2 separate regions of the Homo sapiens genome follow, and region 1 is linked to region 2. A link is a loop called in an ENCODE intact Hi-C map of the cell type or tissue named here. Cell type or tissue: GM12878. All regions are shown on one strand. Each heading gives the region's core, and the rest is flanking DNA. Links, peaks and the distances in the headings are about the cores only. Region 1 has its middle 74 kb from the start of TMEM130. Region 2 has its middle 25 kb from the start of NPTX2.

Region 1 (11,376 bases), core at 1,533-9,532, 150 kb after region 2:
TCGAGATCACGCCACTGTACTCCAGCCTGGGTGACAGAGTGAGACTCCATCTCAAAAAATTAATTAATTAATTAATTAATTAATTAAAGACCCTGTCTCCAAACACAGCCACATTCTCAAGTACTGGGGTGTACAATTTCAATGCATGAATTTTAGAGAGACACCATTCAGCCCATAAGAGATGAGATGCAAGCTGGGCGCGGTGGCTCACGCCTGTAACCTCAGCAATTTGGGAGGCCAAGGCAGGCGGATCATAAGGTCAGGAGTTCGAGACCAGCCTGGCCAACATGGTGAAACCCTCTCTCTACTAAAAGTACAAAAATTAGCCAGGTGTGGTGGTGCACGCCTGTAATCCCAGTTACTTGGGAGTCTGAGGCAGGAGAATCTCTTGAACTGGGGAGGCAGAGGTTGCAGTGAGCCGAGATCGTGCTGCTGCACTCCAGCCTGGGCGACAGAGTGAGACTTCGTCTCAAAAAAAAAAAAAAAAAAAAATGAGAGATGAGATGCTGCACAGAGATGGCCAGATCCATAAGAGGTGGTTATTAAGTGGTGGCAAGCATGAGTTCTTTCTTCAGAGTGACTGAGAAGGCAAGACGACATGGAGAAAACACCAGAATTCTGGTGTCTTTCCACAGTCAACCCTTCTCTCCACCAGCAAACCCTCCTGAATGACTGCAGTGAGTTCTTCCAGAGAGGAAGTAATTCTGTTGCACCCTGTGCAAGCCTGGATTTATGACTCGGCTGCTCTGAGCTGGTTCACAATCTCCCTCAAGCCTCCAATGATGGGCAAAGTGAGCCTTGGGCAGGAATCCCGGGGCTGCTGTGCCCACAGCTCCAGCCAACATCCGGTGCCAGCCCAGGAGTGCCTGGAGAGCCTGCAGCCCACGTCAGGGGTCCTGGTGTTGCTGCCTCCACACTGCCCCATGCAGACATCATTTGGCTGGGAAGGAACAGAGCTCAGGCAGGGATGTGTTTAGAATTCCTTCCTACAGCTGATTCCATTGGACTTGGGGCAGGGGAGTGATTTCTGCCCCCTGACATTTTTCTTTTGCTGACCTGAGCCTCTTGGTGAGAATTCCTCCTGGAACATCCTCAGAGGCCCTGGGGTCCATCTACCTGGGAAAGACACAGCCCTGAAAACAGGAGGCAGGTCCTCCAGAGACCGGCGAGGACCCAGGAACAGGAGCTCCTGACAGCCTGAGAGAGGGATCAGAAGAGAGAGGTGTCAGATTCATTGCAAGGCAAGAAGTGATTGAAAAGCATCTTCTGGGATTTAAAAGCATTCTCTAGGCCAGGTGCTGTGTCTCACGCCTATAATCTCAGCATTTTGGGAGACTCCTGTGGGAGGATCGCTTGAGGACCTCTCTGGGCAAGAGTTCAAGACCACCCTGGGCAACATAGTGAGACCTTGTGTCTACAAAAAGGTTTTTTATTCTATTATTCTTATTTATTATTTATTAATTTTTTATTTGTATTTGTATTTATTTATTTTTTTGAGATGGAGTCTCGCTCTGTCACCCAGGCTGGAGTGCAATGGTGTAATCTTGACTCACTGCAACCTCCACCTCCCAGGTTTAAGCAATTCTCCTGCCTCAGCCTCTTGAGTAGCTGAGATTACAGGCACACACCACCATCCCCAGCTAATTATTATTATTATTATTTGTATTTGTATTTTTAGTAGAGATAGGGTTTTGCCATGTTGCCCAGGCTGGTCTTGAACATCTGACCTCAAGTGATCTTCCTGCCTTGGCCTCCCAAAGTGCTGGGATTACAGGCGTGGGCCACCTTGCCTGGCCCTACAAAACATTTTAAAATGGGCCAGGCATGGTTGAGTGGACCTATGGTCCCAGCTACTGGAGAGGCTGAGGTGGGAGAATTGCTTGAGCCTAAGGATTGGAGGCTGCAGTGAGCTGTGTTCGTGCCACTGCACTTCAATCTGGGTGACAGAGAAAGACCCTGTCTCTAAAAAATAAATAAATAAATAAAGTAAAATAAAAGCAATTTCCGATAGTTTCCCATGCTTCCTACCAATTTAAAAAATCCTTCCCTAACCCCCAAACAGCCTTTTATTTTTTGTTTTTCGGTTTTTTGTTTGTTTGTTTGTTTTGAAACGGAGTCTCGCTCTGTTGCCCAGGCTGGAGTGCAGTGGTGCGATCTGGGCTCACTGCAACCTCTGTCTCCCGAGTTCGAGCAATTCTCCCTACCTCACCCTCCCGAGTAGCTGGGATTACAGGCACATGCCATGACGCCTGGCTAATTTTTGTATTTTTTACTAGAGATGGGGTTTCACCATGTTGCCCAGGCTGGTCTCGAACTCCTGACCTCAGGTGATCTGCCCACCTCGGCCTCCCAAAGTGCTGGGATTACAGGCATGAGCCATCGCACCTGGCCCCAAATGGCCTTTTCCATGCCGGTTGTGTCTAAGGCCTTCTCTGCTTTTGCTAACTCTACTCCCTACCTCATGCAAACTGCTCTTGATGTCTTCCCTGAAATTTTGACATGTTGTATCAATTGGAAGATTGGAATGTTGTATCAATTGGAAGATTGTTGTATCAATTGGAAGATTGTTGTATCAGTTGGAAGACTGGAATGTTGTATCAGTTGGAAGATGGTTGTATCAATTGGATTGTTGTATCAATTGGAAGATTGTTGTGTCAATTGGAAGATTGGAATGTTGTATCAGTTGGAAGATGGTTGTATCAATTGGATTGTTGTCTCAATTGGAAGATTGTTGTATCAATTGGAAGATTAGAATGTTGTATCGATTGGAAGATTGATACATGTTGTATCAATTGGAAGATTTTCTCCAAAACCGTGAGCAAGTTGCTGATAATTTCCTGCAGCAGAAATGCCACCAGGGCTTTTTCTTTCTCCTTTTCCATTTAAAAACTGGATTACAGTAGACATTTTCCCCCTGGGGACCTATGTGTAGGAGAGCAGTTATTTCAAGTCCAGAGAGTTTTAGCTGATGCATTTACAAAGATGTGGCCTGTGCATTGTGAAATGCAGTACAATCACCAGCATTTGTTCACTATGCACCAAACTGGGCTCTTGCCCCTGCTAGTCCACACTTTTGAACATGGGAAACTTTTTTCCTGTCTGGTGGATCCTGATAACTGCAAAACCAGCATTTGCGATCAAGCTCCAGGACCTGAATTGTGCAGAACAGAGTAAAAGCAACCCCCTCCAGCTCCCTCCCTCCTCAAATCACAAAATTTCTCCAGAGGAGCCCTGAAGTCATCTTGCCTTCCATCAAAACCCCTTTTTTCTTTCTCTTGAAAATTTGACGAGATCCAAGTGGCGGCTTTCATCAGCGATTCCTGAAGAAAGAGAGAGGGGCAATAGTCCTCACCCACTGCCACAACCCCCATGCCACGCCGGTAGTGCCTTCAGGAGGAAATGTTAGACTTTTCCCTGCATGCACCTCGCTCCTCTGAAGATTCATAGACAGCAGTGCACACAAGAAATGAACAAAGTTCCTCGAAAACTTAAAAACAGATCCAGCAGTTGCACTTCTGGCCTTGTACCCCAAGGAAGCGAAATCAGGGGCCCAAGGAGACATTTGAATAACCAATTTTTTTTTTTGAAACAGAGTCTTATTCTGTCACCCAGGCTGGAAGGCAGTGGCACAATCTCCACTCACTGCAACCTCCACCTCCCAGGTTCAAGCGATTCTCCTGCCTCAGCCTCCTGAGGATCTGGTACTACAGGCATGCACCACCATGCCCTGCTAATCCATAACCAATTTTATAGCAGCATTATTTACAATAGCCAAAGGGTAGAAGCAACCCAGGTGTCCATCAACAGATAAATTGATAAACACAGTGTGATACGTTCGTGCCATGAAATTTTTTTTTGTTATACTTTAAGTTCTGGGATATATGTGCAGAACGTGCAGGTTTGTTATATAGTTATACACATGCCATGGTGGTTTGCTGCACCCATCAACCCGTCATCTACATTAGATATTTTTCCTAATGCTATCCTTCCTCTATCCTCCTACCACCCTACAGGCCCTGGTGTGTGATGTTCCCTTCCCTGTGTCCATGGGTTCTCACTGTTAAACTCCCACTTATGAGTGAGAACACATGGTGTCTGGTCTTCTGTTCTTGTGTTAGTTTGCTAAGAATGATGGTTTCCAGCTTCATCGATGTCCCTGCAAAGGACATGAACTCATCCTTTTTTATGGCTGCATAGTGTTCCATGGTGTATATATGCCACATTTTCTTTATCCAGTCTATCAGTGATGGGAATTTGGGTTGATTCCAAGTCTTCGCTATTGTGAAAAAAAATATGGAATGCTTCACGAATTTGCATGTCATCCTTACGCAGGGGCCATGCTAATCTTCTCTGTATCTTTCCAATTTTAGTATATGTGCTGCCAAAGCAAGCACCATGCCATGGAATATTATTCAGCCATAAAAAAGATGGAAATTCTATCACATGGCACAACATAATAAAACATGGGAACAGTATGCTCAGTGAAATAAACCAGTCATAAAAAGACAGATATTGAATGATTCCACTTAAATGGGGCACCTAGAGCAAGCTAATTCATAGAGACAGAAACTAGAATGGGGGTTACCAGAGGCTGGAGGAGGGAAATGGGGAGTTAGTATTTAATGGATAGAGTTTCAGTTTTACAAGATAAAAAATGTTCTGGAAATTCCTTACACAACAATGTGAATATACTTTTTTTCTTGAGACAGAGTCTCGCGCTGTTGCCCAGGCTGGAGTGCAGTGGCACCATCTTGGCTCACTGCAACGTCCATCTCCTGGGTTCAAGCAATTCTCCTGCCTCAGCCTCCCGAGTAGCTGGGATTACAGACACCCACCATCATACCCAGCTAATTTTTTTTTTTTTTTTGGTAGAGACAGGGTTTCACCATGTTGGCCAGGCTGGTCTTGAACTCCTGACCTCAGGTGATCCACCCACCTCGGCCTCCCAAAGTGCTGGGGTTACAGACATGAGCGAACGTGCCTGGCCAATGTGAATATACTTAACACTACTGAACTACTTTTTTATATTTTTTTTTTTTGAGATAGAGTCTCACCCTACCACCCACACTGGAGTACAGTGGTGCGATTTCAGCTCACTGCAGCCTTGACTTCCCTGGCCAAAGCAATCCTCCTGCTTCAGCCTCCCGAGTAGCTGGGATGCACCACCACACCTGGCTAACTTTTTTGTTGTTTTTTTTTAAAGACGGATCTCACTCAGTCTCCCAGGCTGAGTGCAGTGGTGCAATCTCAGCTCACTGCAACCTCCACCTTCTGGGTTCAAGCAATTCTTGTGCCTCAACTTCCCCAGTAGCTGAGACTACAGGCAAGCACCAGCACACTGGCTAATTTTTGTATTTTAAATAGAGATGGGATCTCACCATGTTGCCCAGGCTGATCTCAAACTCCTGGCCTCAAGCGATCCTCCTGCCTCGCCCTACCAAAGTGCTGGGGTTACAGGCATGAGTCACCACACCTGGTCAACTGTACACTCAAAATGGTTAAAATGGTAAATTTCATAGTGTTTATTCTACCACAACAAAAATGAATAAGTAGGGCTTTTTCAAGTGCTAGGGTTGCGGCGGGTCTTCAGGAAGGAGGTGGAGGTGGGCGCGTGGCAGATGGCTAGGATGGTCCCCAGAAGTGGCCAGGCCTCAGTCCAGAGCAAACGCGCTTCCCGAGCTCTCCTACTGGTTGGATCCCTGGCTCTTCATCCTTTTTGGCGTGATGGTGTTTTTGTTTGTGTGTCTTTTGCCATGACTAGTTTATGGATGCCCAAATTAAAAAGTCAGCTTCTAGAGTGAATTCTGAAAATGACTGCAGACTTCTTCAATAAAGAGCACAGCCAGGACTGTGCCACAGAAGAATTTCAAATCTCTAAGGGACGTGCCTTTCATTTTACACTTCCTGTTACTCATTTGGAGAACTCCATTATGTGAGTAAGAACTCACTTGTTCCTAGCTAAGTTCTTAAAACTAGATTCTTTGGTTCACATTTAAAAACTTTCAACTGGGCGTGGTGGCTCATGCCTATAATCCTAGCATTTTGGGAGGTCAAGGCAGGTGGATCATTAGAGGTCAGGAGTTCAAGACCAGACTGGCCAACATGGTGAAACCCTGTCTCTACTAAAAAAATACAAAAAAATTTAGCTGGGCGTGGTGGCCCACACCTGTAGTCCCAGCTACTCAGGAGGCTGAGGCAGGAGAATTGCTTGGACCTGGGAGGTGGAGGTCGCAGTGAGCCGAGATCATGCCACTGCCCTCCAGCCTGGGCAACAGAGTGAGACTCTGTCTCAAAAACAAACCAACAAAAAAAGTTTTTATGGCTGGGTGCAGTGATTCACACTATAATCCCAGAACTTTGAGAGGCTGAGGCAGGAGAATTGCTTGAGACCAGGAGTTCAAGACCAGCCTAAGCAACATAGTGAGACCCTGTCCCTACAAAAGAAAAAAAAAAAATTAAAAAGCAACAAGGCATGGTGGCGTGCACCTGTAGTCCCAGGTACTCGGGAGGCTGAGGCCGGAGGATCACTTAAGCCCAGGACCTTCAGGCCGCAGTGAGCTGTGATCATGCCCCTGCACTCCAGGCTGGGCAACAGAGTAAGGCGTCGTCTCAAAAAGAAAACAACAAAAATACACAATTTTTTCAAATATCCGATAGCTTTACAGGGGCTGAATATAAAAGTATTTGCACTTAAAAATAAAAAAGCCACTCCAAAGTAGCCCAGGGACTTTGCTGTCCCCAGGATGGGCAGAACGGACAAGTGGGTGTCGCCCTGGGTGCCTGGCAAACCTGGAACCAGTTCTCCCACATATCTTGGTGCTGGGGCAGACTACCCTCGGTCTGGAAGGGGGCCCACTTTGTCTCCATAAATCACCAGGCAGAAACAGCTCTGGGCACCTGTCACATGAGATTAAATTTAGATAATGGGGCCCTTGGGAGGCATGGGGCTGATGCCACGCAGGAGGCCAAGGAGCTCAAGGGTGTTCTTCGTGTTCCGCTGTGTCAGAGGCCGACGGAGGGTTTCAGGAGTATAGATGCTGTCACTGCACATTTGCAGATGGGGCAGAGCAAGGGATGCTGGGCCTGAGTTGAGAGCCCTGAGGACTGGATGTGGCCAAATGGACAGACAGAGCAGCTTCTTGTCCATGAAGTCTTTTTAAACAATTATTTTTAACTTTTTTGGAGACAAGGTCTTGCTCTGTGCCCCAGGCTGGAGTGCAGTGGCGCCATTATAGCTCACTGCAGCCTCCTGCTCCTGGGCTCGAGTGATCCTCCCACCTCAGTCTCCAGAGTAGCTGGGACCACAGGTGCACACCACCACGCCTGGCTAATTTTTTTTTATTTTTTGTAGAAATAGAGTGTCTCCTGGCCGGCCGCGGTGGCTCACACCTGTAATCCCAGCACTTTGGGAGGCCGAGGTGGGCGGATCACTTGAGCTCAGGAGTTCGAGACCAGCCTGGGCAACATGGCAAAGCCCTATCTCTACTAAAAATACAAAAATTAGCCAGGCGTGGTGGTGTGTGTAGTTCCAGGCTGCTTGTGAGGCTGAGGCATGAGAATCGCTTGAACCTGGGAGGCAGAGATTGCAGTGAGCTGAGATTGCACCACTGCACTCCAGCCTGGGTGACAGAGGGAGACTCCGTCTCAAAAAAAATAGAAAAGAAATGGAGTCTCTCTATGTTGCCCAGGCTGGTCTCGAACTCCTGGGGTCCAGCAATCCTCCCATCTCAGCCTCCCAAAGTGCTGGGATAACAGGCATAAGCCACCGCACCCAGCATAGACCAAGTCTTTATCCTTTCTGAGGACAAATGCTTCTGCCAGGAAGAGCAGGAGAGAGAAGGCTCTTTTCATTCTGGTGAAGGGCAGGGGCCCTGGACTTAGAGGATTCAAGTCCCAGCACCCATCTTGCCCACTGTGTAACCTGGGGTGGGCAATCACATCTCTGGGTGTCATTTCTCTCATCTCTATTTTTTTTTTTTTTTTTTTTTGAGACGGAGTCTAGCTCTGTCACCCAGGCTGGAATGCAGTGACGCAATCTCAGCTCACTGCAAGCTCTGCCTCCCAGGTTCACGCCATTCTCCTGCCTCAGCCTCCTGAGTAGCTGGGACTACAGGCACCTGCCACCACGCCCAGCTAATTTTTTGTATTTTTTAGTAGAGACAGGGTTTCACCATGTTAGCCAGGATGGTCTCAATCTCCTGACCTCGTGATCCGCCCGCCTCAGCCTCCCAAAGTGCTGGGATTACAGGCATGAGCCACCGCGCCCGGCCCCTCTTCTCCATTTTTATAGGGATAATAATTGAACCTTCTTTGTAAGGATTAAATTAGATCACTCATGGAAGATACTTTGCACGGTTTCTGCCAGATAACATGTGCTTGAATGCTGAAGATGATGATGCAACTATGTAAATATAAATTCCTTAAGCCCGAAATGCACGGATCTAAATCAAATTGGAGCTTGAGCCAGGCGCGGTGGCTCACACCTGTAATCTTAGCACTTTGGGAGGCCAACACGGGCAGATCACTTGAGGTCAGGAGTTCAAGACCAGCCTGGCCAACATGGTGAAACCTCATCTCTACTAAAAATACAAAATTAGCCAGGTGTGGTGGCGCATGCCTGTAATCCCAGCTACTCAGGAGGCTGAGGCAGGAGAATCACTTGAACCCAGGAAGTGGAGGTTGCAGTGAGCCGAGATCATGCCATTGCACTCTAGCCTGGGGAAAAAAAAAAGAGTGAAACTCCATCTCAAAAAAAGACAAATTGGAGTTTAGCTTTGTGGAGTCTGCAAAAGTACATTTCCACATTTACTCAGCTCTGATTCCTGGTTTCCCCTGGAGGAGTGTTTGTTGGGAAGGCGCAGGGCAGTGTTTTTTGCATCTCTTGTTTGTGTGTAACAATAACGACCTGCATGTATTGAGCACCCCTTCTGTTGCCGGTCCCATACTAAGCATGCTCTTTGCACAATTGGATTCTGGCCTCCAGCATCTCCATGAGCCTAGGTTGTTATCTCCTGCAGTGGGTTGGATAGTGATATGGTTTGGATCTGTGCCCCCACCAGATCTCATATTCAGTTGTAATCCCCAATGCTGGAGGTGGGACCTGGTAGGAGCTGATTGGATTATGGGGGCAGATTTCTCTCTTGGTGCTGTCCTAACCATAATGAGTAAGTGCTGGTGAGATCTGCTTGTCTAAAAGTGTGTAGCTGGCCAGGATTACACGCCTGTAATCCCAACACTTTGGGAAGCCAAGGTGGGTGGATCATGAGGTCAGGAGTTCGAGACCAGCCTGACCAACTTGGCAAAATGTCACCTCTACTAAAAATACAAAAATTAGCTGGGCGTGGTGGTGCATGCCTGTAATCCCAGCTACTCAGGAGGCTGAGGCAGGAGAATCACTTGAACCCAGGAGGTAGAGGTTGTGGTGAGCCAAGATCACGCCACTGCATTCCAGCCTGGGTGACAGAGTAAGACTCCATCTCAAAAAAAAAAAAAAAAAAGTGCATAGCACCTCCCCACTCACTGTCTCCCTCCTGCTCCAGCCATGTAAGATACTTTGATCCTCATTCACCTTCCACCATGATTGGAAGCTTACTGAGGCCTCCCCAGAAGCAGAAGCTGCTGTGTTTCCTGTATAGCTTATAGAACCATGATCCAATTAAACCTCTTTTCTTTATGAATTAGCCAATCTCAGGCATTTCCTTTGTTTTAACTTTTATTTTAGGTTCAAGGGCACAAGTGAAGGTTTGTTGCATAGGTAAACTCGCGTCATCAGGGTTTGTTGTATAGATTATTTCATCAACCAGGTATTAAGCCCATACCCAATTGTTATTTCTCTGCTCCTCTCCCTCCTCCTGCCCTCCACCCTCAAGTAGACTCCAGTGTGTGTTGTTCCCTTCTTTGTGTTCATGAGTTCTCATCATTTAGCTCCCACTTATAAGTGAGAACTTGCAGTATTTGGTCTTCTGTTCCTGCATTAGTTTGCTGAGAATAATAGCCTCCAGCTTCATCCATGTTCTCGCAAAAGACATTATCTCATTCTTTTTTTGTGGCTGCATAGTATTCCATGGTGTATATGTACCACATTTTCTTTATCTGGTTGTCACTGATGGACATTTAGGTTGATTCCCTGTCTTTGCTATGGTGAATGGTTCTGCAATGAACATTCATGTGCATGTGTCTTTATGATACAATGATTTATATTTCTCTGGTTATATACCCAGTAATGAGATTGCTGAGTTGAATGGTAGTGCTGCTTTTAGCTCTTTGAGGAATCACCATACTGCTTTCCACAATGGTTGGACTAATTTACGCTTCCACCAACAGTATATAAGTGTTCCCTTTTCTCTGCAACCTTGTCAGCATGTGTTATTTTTTGACTTTCAGATATTTCTTTACAGCAGTGTGAGAACGGACTGACAGAGGTAGCACCCACCCAAAATTCATGTCCACCTGGAAGCTCAGGGTGTGACCTTATTCAGAAATAGGTTCTTTCCCACTTTGAACCAGCTTTATGTCTGCAGGGTAGCAGAAAAGGCACAACTGGGGCTCAGCTTTTAGAGCTAGGAGGACTGTGAGTTTCCACGTCTTCCCTCTTAGATTCTAAATTTTTGGAAGCTATGAGCCATCATCTAAAAAGTCCAGGTGCTCTCCAGGAAGACCACATAGAGAAGTGAGATCTTGGCACTACAGTGAGCAGTCTATGGATGACACTAGCCCAACCACTATTTAACTAGAACACACGAAAAGCTTTAGTGGGACCAGAAGAACTGCCTTGCTGAGCCCAGCCAACCCACAGGACTATGAGAGATCATAATATGGCTCTTTGGAGGTAGTTTTGCTACACGGCAATTGGTAAGTGAAATAGCAGTAGCTCATGCTTTACCTCCCTGAGGGCTGAAATCTGCAAAATGGCCTAATGTGGAATGTCAACAGGAGATGATCTTGAGAAACGTGTGTTTAAGTGACTGCCATGATATGGCACGAGTGTAGGAGGCTCTTTTGGGAGGCTCCCCTTTCTAACCATCTCTAGTTTACTTTTTCTTCTGTAATATTTGGAACTAAGAATTGTGGAACTGTTGGAAGCAGCACAGCCCAAAGAGGTCACAATATTGGGGGTTCCAGGGCAACCCTTGCAACACAGTGCATCCCCTTCTGATGAGAGTCTACAGGAACACAGGGCTGCATCAGAACAACAGTGAGCCTTCTCCGAGGAGGGGTAGCTCCCTGGTTAGAGCCAGTGATCTCACAGAGAGACCACTTAGCCCAATCACCTGGATCCAGGCCCCCTCCAGGCCACAGAGAAGGGCCTAGACCCCACACTTAGCCTTGGAAGATAGGGAAGGAAAGGCTCCAGGCAGGGACAATGCTGGCCCCTGC
Region 2 (11,376 bases), core at 1,606-9,605:
GGCAAAAAGCAGGTTTTGGGATGGGGGAAAATAAAGAGTTCTTTTTTGGACTTAAGTGTGAGAACGTATTTTAGTGTAACTGTCAAGTGGGTAATTGGATTTGGGAAGAGGTCAGGGCTGGAGATAAAAAATGGGTTATGCTGGGCATAGTGACTCACATCTATAATCCTAGTGCTTTGGGAGGTCAAGGCAGGAGAATCTCTTGAGGCCAGGAGTTCAAGACCAACCTGGGCAACATTTCAAGACCCTGTCTCTACAAAAATACAAAAATTAGCTAGGCATGGTGATGCGTGCCTGTAGTCCAGCTACTCAGGAGGCTGAGGCGGGAGGATCACTTGACCCAGGGGGTCAAGGCTGCAGTGAGCTGTGATTACACCACTGCACTCCAGCCTGGATAACAGAGCAAGACTCTGTGTCTAAAACGAATAAAAGATAAATTTTTGAAAATTGGATTAAAAACATAGTCCTTGCTTCTAGGTACTCCCAGCCTCACTACTGTTTGAAAGTAAATGTACAGAAACAGATATGTTCATCCTTACTTAGACCATTGACTCCTCACTGGTAGGAAGCATATTCATGCATAAGCCAATTTAACTCAACATGCATTATCCTACTGTGTGTAGTGTCTACATGAATGAGACATGGTCTTCACTTCACAGTCTAGTATGAGAGACAGAATGGAGCCAATTAAGCAAATTGCTATATCAGAAAGCCTTCACCTGGCTAAGGCTGAGGGAGGGGCAGTTTCCATAGTGACTTCTTTAATCATCCATAGCTCTACCTTCAGCTACACACCGAACCAGTCAAGAAGAGTTGTTGACCTCAGCCTTGGTGGCTCACAGAGCAGCTGGATGACTCTGTAAGGGGTTGGTATTGAGCAGTCACACAGAAGCAATTTGATTGTTCCTGGGAATTTCAACATGGTAAGAAGCTTGTCAAGGCTGGGATTGTGCAGGTTGGGTTATATGACTTTGGCCTTGACGAACGGCGAGCTTCCCATTGTTTTCTCAAAGAAGCACAAAACAAATTTACCAAGTTGTTTTACTTTTCTCTACAAAGCGATTCTGCTCTCTGTAGTTGTCAGTGCAAATATTCACAGGCACATTTTAAAACCCTGTTCAAGCAGAGATAAATCACAGAAGACTACAGCTGGGGGGCGGGATGACATTTCCTTGTCACTCATCATCATACACAAGCGATCATGCCCTTCGGGAATAATATGGTCAACCCTGGCTTTCTGTGCTTAAGAGGGCAGCATAGATCATGGAGAGTCTGTGTCTCAGCTGAAGACTCAGATCTTGCAAGAAATATCACACCTATTTATCATCTTTAAAGTATAGTTTATTACGAGACATCATAGATACAATAGACCAAGTATATGCATATGCACAGTAGAAAGAATAATCATAAATGAATATTTGTGTACCAATGACTCAGTTTAAGAAATATTTAGTTAATGCCTATTTTATACCAGGTACTTTGCTGGGAACTTTGTTGAAATCAATGAACAAAAAAGAAAAAGACTCCTCACCTTGTGGATCTAACATTCTGGAGGAAGGAGAATGATGATAAATACTAGACAGATGAGTAAGTAAATTATATAATTTGTTAGAAGATGACAAGTGCTCCGGGAAAGGGGGAATGGAAATGTGGTTGTCGGGGGTTCACAATTTAAGGTAGGGCAATGGAGGAGGCCTCTTTGAGAAGATGACATTTGATCCAAGACTTGACGGAGATGAGAGAATTGGCCACGCATATCATTGCTTGATCAAACTCTATGAGTTCTTCTGTGACTTGCTTTTTTTTTCTTGATATTATGTTTTTGAGATTTCTCCAGGCTGATAATTTTCACTGCTATCTAGTCTTTCCTGACGGCATATATTATGGTTCTCTATCCATTCTCCTACTCAGGGACTGTTGGATGGTGCGTATCTACTAATGCAGTGTGCAAGAATTTTCTCTAGGGCCAGTGCCTAGGAGTGCAATGGCTGGGTTGAAATCTGACACACTCTGCCTTTTAGTTGGGGAATTTAGACCATTTACATTTATTGTGGCTATTGATTACTGGTTTTGGGCAAATCAATAATGATGTCTTTGTCAAGATGTGTGTTGGCCTTTGATCAAGGCTTGGGTCAGGGTTACAGCTGGATGGGGCAGAGATAGGCTGAGAGAGTTCCTCTCTCAGGTGGTAGGTGGCTGAGGTCAGCTGGCTGGTGGGGGCTGAGGCCCCAGCCAGCAGGCAAGGAAGGTCTGGCTGAGGCCACACAGCCCTACCAGGGAGGAGGCCTGCCAGCTGCCACCTGCCCCAGGGACCTGATAGAGGCTTCCAGGAGGCTTATCCCAGCAAGTGTTCAGTGGCTTCCAGTCTGGGGATAAGTCCTCGACTGAGTGTGGTCTGTCTGCCATCTTTCACTCCACATCTGCACATCTGTCCAGGGACAGTGGAATGACTGAGCAAGCTGTCTGCCCCAAAGGGTGATGGGCTCGAGTGGAGGAACTCTCTGATGTCCTTCCTCAGGGTGCATGCTCTATAGGCCCCGGATCTCCTGCCTGTTCTGAGATGGCCTTGTGTGGTAGGGAGGTCCCAGGAGATGGCCATGCCTAGCATCTTCTCCTTAGGCAAGCAACCCTGAAGTGCAGGACCAGCTCAATTGCTGCAGACAGTGTTCATTTTCCCCAGGGCAGCCCTTCAGCTGGTCCCCAAGCTGCTCGTTAGAAGCAGGGGCCTCTAGTAGAGCTGAGGAATCCAGATGTGGCATAGATGAGGAGGGCATCCCACCCCTAGTGGGCTCTCGGTTTAATTCTGCAGTGGAAAGGGCCACTTTGTTGCAGGTCTCTTTATGGCATGGATGTGGAGGGTAAATTTGAAGCCTCACCAAACAGCTTCCTGCTCCTGGAGCCTGGACCATTCCTTGGGGACCTCCAAGAAGAGTCTGTGCCTGGGGACTGCTCCTCACAGCCCTACCTCCCGTTCTATTTTAGGTATGTCCAGTGCAAAAACAGGGAAATGAAAAAAATAAATGTATATGAGCTTTCAGCTGAGAAGAGGCAGGTGGAGATGCCTCCCAGGAGACTTTCAGGCCAGAGTCTCGAGAATATTCAGACTCACTCCCAGCTGGGGGGAATGTGGAGCATGGACACCACCCCCGTTTAGAGGTGAGGATCCAAGGCCCCAGACTTCTGAAAAAAACGGATGCTCCATCCTGGATCTCTCTGTAGTATTTCTGCATGCTAGCTCTGCACACCTCATTCTCTTAATAATAGGATGTAGTCTATTTTTTACCCCTGAGATGTAATTTAAATATAAATGCAGCATTTGGCCTATGTATACATCAAAGTCTGTATGTGGACCAGTTAACCTGCAAACCTGTGGTGATAGGGACCGCCCCACTGGGAGAACCCAGGGTCCCTTCCTGGCAGCTTAGGCCTACGGGGTTCTATTTCCGTCTTCTCTCTGCGGAAACTTGCTCAGCAGACACTGTCCATGCACATGGCTCACCCAGGGCCCTGACCCAGATAGTAGCTAAGCCCTGAGCACATCCGCAGGGAAGCCTGGCTCAGCCATCCATCACAACCACACAGCTGGTGACAGCCGAGCAGGGGGCGCCCTCATGGCCTGAGAAGGCAGCAGGATGAGGTAGCTAAGTTCTGGGTCTCGTTGCCCTTGCTGTGTGGCCCAGGGCAAGCCACTTTCCCTCTCTGGGCTATCTGGAATGTGGCCTGGAGCTCACGACATCACTCTGTCCTGGAAGCCAGTGATGGGATCTTTACAACAATCCTTCAACAGGATGCTCTAGATGGTGACGGCTGGAATTCATTTCAGTTTTTAAATTTTTATTTATTTTGGCCAGACACTGTGGCTCACACCTGTAATCCCAGCACTCTAGGAGGCCGAGACAAGTGGATCACCTGAGGCCAGGAGTTCAAGACCAGCCTGGCCAGCATGGTGAAACCCCATCTCTATTAAAAATACAAAAATTAGTCAGGCTTGGTGGTGCACACCTGTAATCCCAGCTACTCAGGAGGCGGAGGCAGGAGGATCACTGGAACCCAGGAGGTGAAGGTTGCAGTGAGTCAAGATTGCACCACTGCACTCCAGCCTTGGTGACAGAGTGAGACTCCCTCTTAAAAAAAAATTATTTATTTTTATTTTTTATAGAGACAGTGTCTCACTTTGCTGCCCAGGCTTGCTTCAAACTCCTAGCCTCAAGCGATCCTCCGGCCTCAGCCTCCCAGTGCGCTGAGATTACAGCTGTGAGCCACTGTGCCTGGCCTGGAATTCACTTTAGCCACACACCTCTGAAAACACAGGCCAGTTTGCTATTCCCCTTTCGCAGATGAGGAAACTGAGGCTCTGGTAAAAGAAAGGACTTGTCTAAGTTCACATGAATAATTAGGTCAAGGGAGGCCCACCTGAGGTCTGGTCCTGGACATGATGTCCTGGGGACATATTTTATGCAGAGACCTGGGGGAAACAGTGCTTAAGACGGGGCATGGGACCTCCCAACACCCCCACAGACAAACTCTCCACCCAGGCACAGGATAGTAGAAAAGTTGTTACTGGAGGCATCTGAGTGCCCCCTGGGAACCTAGGGATAGCCCCCCAGCCATCTGCAGGTGCCCAGGGGTGAGCCATGCTCCTGCTTCCCTCGCTGTCTCCCTCCCTCCCTGCTCTTTCTCTTTCAGCAAATATTTGTTGTTGCTGTTGTGAGCCGCTGCCATGGTTACAGGCATCCCCAGAGCTGAGGGTCCAAGTTGGACTTGAAACCTCTTTAAAAGTCAAGACCACAGGAAACAGCTGCTTCTTAAAACCCCGGTCCTGCAGGTGACCACATCTCATCACCCCAGGCTGTAGGCTCTGTGCCAGCTGAGGGTTTGGGGAAGTGGAAGGGGAATCTTCAGGTTTTCACCAGGCCCAGCAGCCCTGGAGTTGGGGGACAGCCTGAGACCACAAAGACCAGCCTTGGGCAGACACCTCAGCATTCCTCCCTGCCCTGAAGAGGTGCCACTCCTGCACAGCAGGGCACCAGCCTCCAATAAACCCAGGTGACTGAATTCCCGCAGGGCGCCCCTCCTCACCAGCTGTGCGACCCTGAGTGAGTCGTGGTGGTCTGACGTGTTTGCTCATCTGTGAAATCAGGGCGATGAACCCTTGTGGGCTTATTTTGAGGAGTTAAGCCTTCCAAGCTTAGGTCACGCTTGCTGAGTAGGGCGGTATGGTTGCCGACGGATGGAAAGCCCAGAGGTCTGATGTGGCACCAGCTCCAACAGATGCAAACCCTCAAGTTTGCATTTCTCTGCACAACTTCCTCTTTGGGTGATTGTGAGCTGCTGTTTTCTGCTTGGACCAGGGAGAACAATAGTCTTACACAGCAGAGACTTCTCCTGAGGACTGAAGGAGCTGACTGTATTAGCTATTGGTTGCTACGTAACGAATGACTCCAAAACTTACCAGCTGAAGACAACAAATGTTTAATATCTCACTGTTTCTGTGGGTCAGGAGTCCAGGAGTGGCCTTGCTGGGTAGTTCTGGCTCAGGGGTCTTTCATAAAGTCACAATCAAAATGTTGGCCAGGACCAGGAGCATTGGCTCATGCCTGTAATCCCAGCACTTTGGGAGACCGAGGCAGGTGGATCATTTGAGGTCAGGAGTTTGAGACCAGCCTGGCCAACATGGTGAAAACCCATCTCTAAAAAAAAAAAAAAAAATACAAAAATAAACTAGGCATGGTGGGGCATGCCTGTAGTCCCAGATACCCGGGAGGCTGAGGCATGAGAATTGCTTGAACCTGGGAGGCAGAGGATGCGGTGAGCCAAGATTGTGCCACTGCACTCCAGGCTGAGTGACAGAGTGAGACTCCACTTCAAAAAAAAAAAAAAAAAAAATAGTTGGCCAGGGCTGCAGTCCTGAAGACTGGACTGGGTGGGAGGAGCCCTTTCCATGATGGCTTCTGCGCATGGCTGTTGGCAGGAGGCCTCAGTTCCTCACAACGTGGGCCTCTCCAAAGGGTTGCTCACGGCAGTGCGTGGTAGCTCACGCCTGTAATCCCAACACTTTAGGAGGCTGAGGTGAGAGGATCGCTTGAGCTTAGGAGGTCCAGACCAGCCTGGGCAACACAGGGAGACCCCATCTCTACAAAAAGTAAAAAATTATCTAGGCATGGTGGAGCACCTATGGTCCCAGCTATTCAGGAGGCTGAAGTAGGAGGATCGCTTGAGCCCAGAGGTTGAGGCTGCAGTGAGCCATGATTGCACCACTGCACTCCAGCCTGGGCTGCAGAGAAAGACCCTGTCTCTAAAAAAAAAAAAAAAAAAAAAAAAACACAAAGGGCTGCTCATGACAGGGCAGCTGGCTTCCCAGGGTGAGCAATCTGAGAAAGCGTAATGTGGTTTATGACCTAGCCTTTGAAGACATGCCCTCACTTCTACTGTCTTGTACTGGTCACACAGACTAACCTTATTACAATATATGAGAGGCTGTGAATACCAGGTGGCAGAGATGGCTGGGGCCATCTCTGGCCCCCAGTTCCTGCTGTGAGTTTGGCTATCATGGCAAGGAAGGGACTCCCCCAGGGCCCAGCATGCAGCATATACTCAGCGTATGGGAGATGACACAGTTATTCTACAGTACACAACCCCAGAACCTAGAATGCCTCAGGGTTGGAGAAGGAAATGCAGGAAAGAGACCAGACCCAGAAGTGGGACCGCAGGCCCCAATGGAGGCACATTTCCTGGACCAGGCAAAGAGACCTGGTGCCCAGCCCTGCTGTGCCAGGTGGAGAAGGGGCAGGAGGAGGACCCCAGTGAGGATACAAGCTTGCAGGAGCCAGGTCACCAGCTCAGAGCCAGGGCAGCCCAGGTCAGTCAATGGCCAGGAATCCAGCTGAACCCTGCACCCTGCCTGTCCCTGCCCCACAGATCAGGGAGGCATCTGGAGTGGGTGGAGTGGGCCCCCTGGGTGCTCTTGTCCTTGGAGTTCCCCTCTGAAGCTGCCATCACCCTGCGATAATCCAGTCCTGCGTGCTCTGCTCACACGCCCTATGGGGTTTCCTGAGCTATCTGCTGCGCCTTACCGAGTGACTCCTTACTCACCTGGGTTCCCACTGCTTCATTCACCTGCTTTGGAGCGAAGCACTTGGAAGGTGCAAAGAGCCTAGAATGAGATTCTCTCCACGCACCGACTCCCTCCTTCCTGCCACCCAGGAAAATGCTCAAGGGACACAGCCTCAGAGGGGCCTTCCCAGACCTCTTCCTCTCCTGTGCCCCATCCTTCCCTCCCTCTTACGGCACCTGCTTTATGATCTCTAGAGCACGATGACTTCCCATCGTCATCTGGTGTGTTTATTATTATTATTATTATTATATTTAGAGACAGGGTCTCCCTTTGTATCCCAGGCTGGAGTGCAGTGTCGCAATCATAGCTCACTGCAGCTTTGAACTCCCAGGCTCAAACAATCCTCCCACCTCAGCTTCCCAAATAGCTGGGACCAGAGGTGCATACTACCACATCCAACTAAATTTTTTTTTTTTTGAGATGGAGTCTCAGTCTGTCACACTCAGTGGCGCCATCTCAGCTCACTGCAACCTCTGCATCCCGGGTTCAAGTGATTCTCCTGCCTCAGCCTCCCAAGTAGCTGGGATTACAGGCGTATGCTGCTGTGCCCAGTTGATTTTTGTATTTTTAGTAGAGACGGGATTTCACCATGTTGCCCAGGCTGGTCTTGAAAACCCACCTCGGCCTCCCAAAATGCTGGAATTACAGGCGTGAGCCACTGCACCCAGCCAATGTTTTTGTATTTTTTACAGAGCTGGGGTCTCGCTATGTCGGCCAGGCTGGTCTGGAACACCTGGCCTCAAGCACTCTTCCTACGTTGGCCTCCCAAAATGTTGAATGTAAAGAGTGAGCCACCATGCTTGGCCTCTAGTGTGTCTCTTGACTGCTTGTGTACTTTTTTTTCTTTTTCTTTTTTTCTTTTTTGAGATGAAGTCTCACTCTGTCACCTAGGCTGGAGTCACCTAGGCTGGAGTCATTCTGTCACCTAGGCTGGAGTCACTCTGTCACCTAGGCTGGAGTGCTGTGGCGTGATCTTGGCTCACTACAACCTCCACCTCCCTGGTTCAAGCAATTCCCCTGCCTCAGCCTCCTAAGCAGCTGGGATTACAGATGCATGCCACCACGCCCAGCTAATTTTTGTACTTTTAGTAGAGATGGGGTTTCTCCGTGTTGGCCAGGCTGGTCTCGAACTCCTGACCTCAGGTGATCCGCCTGCCTCGACCTCCCAAAGTGCTGGGATTACAGGCGTGAGCCACTGCTCCTGGCCTGCTTGTGTATTTTCTGTCCCCATATGTAGGACTGAAAGCAGAGACTGGGTCTGCCTTGTTCATCGTGCACTCCCTGAGCCCAGCCTGGTGCCAGGGCTAAGCAGCTTCTCCCATGAGTATCTAGAGAGTGAGTGGAGGATAATGAAGAAGGGAAGATGACTCCTAGGCCAATCCAGCTGACACTCACTTTCTAAGCTGGGGGAGCATCTAACAGGCCCGAGGGAGTGACCAGTCTTTTTTACTTTATTTATTTATTCTGATACAAAGTCTCGCTCTGTCGCCAGGCTGGAGTGCAGTGGCACGATCTCAGCTCAATGCAACCTCTGCCTCCCGGGTTCAAGCAATTCTTCTGTCTCAGCCTCCTGAGTAGCTGGGATTCATAGGCATCTGCCACCACACCCAGCTAATTTTTGTATTTTTGGTAGAGACAGGGTTTCACCATGTTGGCCAGGATGGTCTCAATCTCTTGACCTCGTGACCTGCCTGCCTCAGCCTCCCAAAGTGCTGGGATTACAGGGGTGAGCCACCGTGCCCGGCCAGTCTTTTTTATTTTTGAGACAGAATCTTGCTCTGTTGCCCAGGCTGGAGTGCAGTGCTGCGATCTCAGCTCACTAAAACCTCTGCCTCCCGGGTTCAAGCGATTCTCCTGCTTCACCCTCCCGAGTAGCTGGGATTACAGATGCCTGCCACCACACTCAGCTAATTTTTGTATTTTTAGTAGAGACAGGAGTTTCACCATGTTGGCCAGTGATCCGCCCACCTCAGCCTCCCAAAGTACTGGGATTATAGGCATGAGCCACCGCACCCAGCCTGGAGCAGCCATTCTATCTTGAGCCCCAGGCAAGCACAGTCCCTAAGGCTCCAACTCCCCAACACCTGGAGACCAGAGGCCAGGTCAGCTTTTCCAGCTACAGTTTCAGACCCAGACAACATTTCCTTTTCAGCACAAGCATGTCCTCCCCATTTCCATCTCCACTGATCCGGATCAGGCTAGATTCAGAAGCATGCCCAGGCGAAGGCTGAGGGAAGGATGAACCCAATATTAAATTCTAATGAGCTGGGAAGCAAAGGAGAAGATGAGACTGATGCCAGCCCAACTGGAATGTCAATCATGTTTTCTGCAGGAACATGGAAATTTTCACGTCTTTTCTTGGAGTCCTGCTCCAAGAGTGGTTTCCAGGCTATTCTATTGGGTGAATGTGAGTGATTAACTGTAAATATGGGGCAACAACTTGGCTCAGCAAGAAGAAATGAAGGGGCTCCCCTGCCAATGTGGGTGCCATTGCCAGCTGTGTAATTATTAACTGCCTGTTGTGTACTAGCTGCTGCGGGAGGTCCCTGGAAATATCCCAGGACATTGGTCTCTGCTCAGGCTGTGGCCCAATGGTGATGCCCTTTCTTCTCCATCTGTCTGTACTCTGCCCCCATCCTTAGGCCCCAGCTCATCCCTCCTCCTCCAGGCTGACCACCCAGCTGACTTCTCACCCACATTGGCATAGCAATTAATAGCATGTGTGTGCTGGACACTATTGGCCTCCACATTCGCTTTTTTTTTTTCTTTTTAAAGTTGGGGTCTCGCTCTGTTGCCCAGGCTGGAGTGCAGTGGTGCAATCATAGCTCACTGACGCCTCCAACTCCTGGGCTCAAGTGATCCTCCTGCCTCAGCCTCCCCAGTGGCTAGGACCACAGGTATGTGCCAGCACACCAGTCTAATTTTTATTTTATTTATTCATTTATTTAGAGATGAAGTCTCCCTCTTCTTGCTCAGGCTGGAGTGCAATGGTACAATCTCGGCTCACTGCAACCTCTGCCTCCCAAGTTCCAGCAATTCTCTTGCCTCAGCCTCTGAGTAGCTGGGATTACAGTCATGTGCCACCACACCTGGCTAATTTTTGTATTTTTAGTAGAGATGGGATTTCACCTTGTTGGTCAGGCTGGTCTCAAACTCCTGACCTCAAGTGATTAGCCTGCCTCAGCCTCCCAAAGTGCTGGGATTACAGGCATAAGCCACTGTGCCCAGCAGCCTGGTCCTTGTTGAAGGCCCTGAGCCGACCCCATGGGAGCATCGGGCGTTCTGTCTTTTGCACCATGAAGCACACTGGCTAAGATCCAGCTATCTAAGTGCAGCTCAGAACAACCTGCCTACAGGTTTCCAGGCCATTCCCTGGGGACTCTGACTCAGGGAATCTGTGAGGGCCCAGGATTCTGCTTTGTTTATGAACTCCAAGATGATTCTGATGCTGATTCACTGCAGCTTTGAACTCCCAGACTCAAGAGATCCTCCCACCTCAGCCTCCCAAATAGCTGAAACCACAGGCTATGGGGATGACAGCAGATGCTGCTTGGTGAAATACCAAGGCTGCATGGCAACGTGCACTCTTGGAGAGGTTGTCTGCTATGGGACTGAGAGCAGGTGCCCCAGATTGAGGCAGCTTGGGTCAGACCCCACTCTGTCCCTTCCAGCTGTGTCTCCTTGGGCAATTCAGCGATGAACTCCGGCTCAGTTTACTCATCATACACGGCCTGCAGGATGGATCCGTGCACCTTCCATTCTCAACCCAGCAACCGGGCAATCTCTAAAGCCCAGATTCAGCCTCCTTCTCCCTATTGGAGGGTGTCCTTGTTTCCACAGTAAGCTCCAGGACCCGCAGTAGGTAGACAATGCTCTATCTGCTCTGGTCTCAGTTTTTGTTCCAGTTAAAGACCAATTTCTTGGTTCCAAAGGCAGCCAAGAGCTATTCTTTGTCTCTTAAATAAGTGGGGCTTCCCATGGGGAATACAGTGCCAGGTACAAGGAAATAAGAGAGGAGGGATTCTAGCCATCTTTAGTTGAGTACTGGCCAGCACATGTATGTGAGAAAATTACTGGCTGGGCGTGGTGGCTCACACCTGTAATCCCAGTACTTTGGGAGGCCAAGGCGGGCGAATCACCTAAGGTCAGGAGTTCGAGACCAGCCTGGCCAACATGGTGAAACCCCGTCTCTACTGAAAATACAAAAATTAGCCAGGCATGGTGGCAGGTGCCTGTAATCCCAGCTACTCAGGAGGCTGAGG

Evidence for each region. Peaks named below come from ENCODE experiments on the same cell type or tissue, not always from the same donor. Only the 100,000 strongest peaks of a DNase experiment are listed, where the experiment ranks them.
Region 1: a loop joins it to region 2, with 4 times the contacts of the local background. A loop is called at or near these places in 1 of 110 quality-filtered maps.

Annotation. Positions count from the first base shown.
Region 1 is chr7:98,790,431-98,801,806 of GRCh38, forward strand. It overlaps the pseudogene RNU6-393P. Among named protein-coding and RNA genes, the nearest start is that of TMEM130, 74 kb to the right of the region's middle. RefSeq lists an enhancer at 5,980-6,039. In GM12878, for the core only: no CTCF peak of the experiment used is centred there; a DNase peak (open chromatin) is centred at 5,881; H3K27ac peaks cover 1,789 bases.
Region 2 is chr7:98,637,015-98,648,390 of GRCh38, forward strand. No RefSeq gene overlaps it. Among named protein-coding and RNA genes, the nearest start is that of NPTX2, 25 kb to the left of the region's middle. RefSeq lists an enhancer at 6,295-6,354. In GM12878, for the core only: no CTCF peak of the experiment used is centred there; DNase peaks (open chromatin) are centred at 4,827, 5,267 and 6,527; H3K4me3 peaks cover 806 bases; H3K27ac peaks cover 447 bases.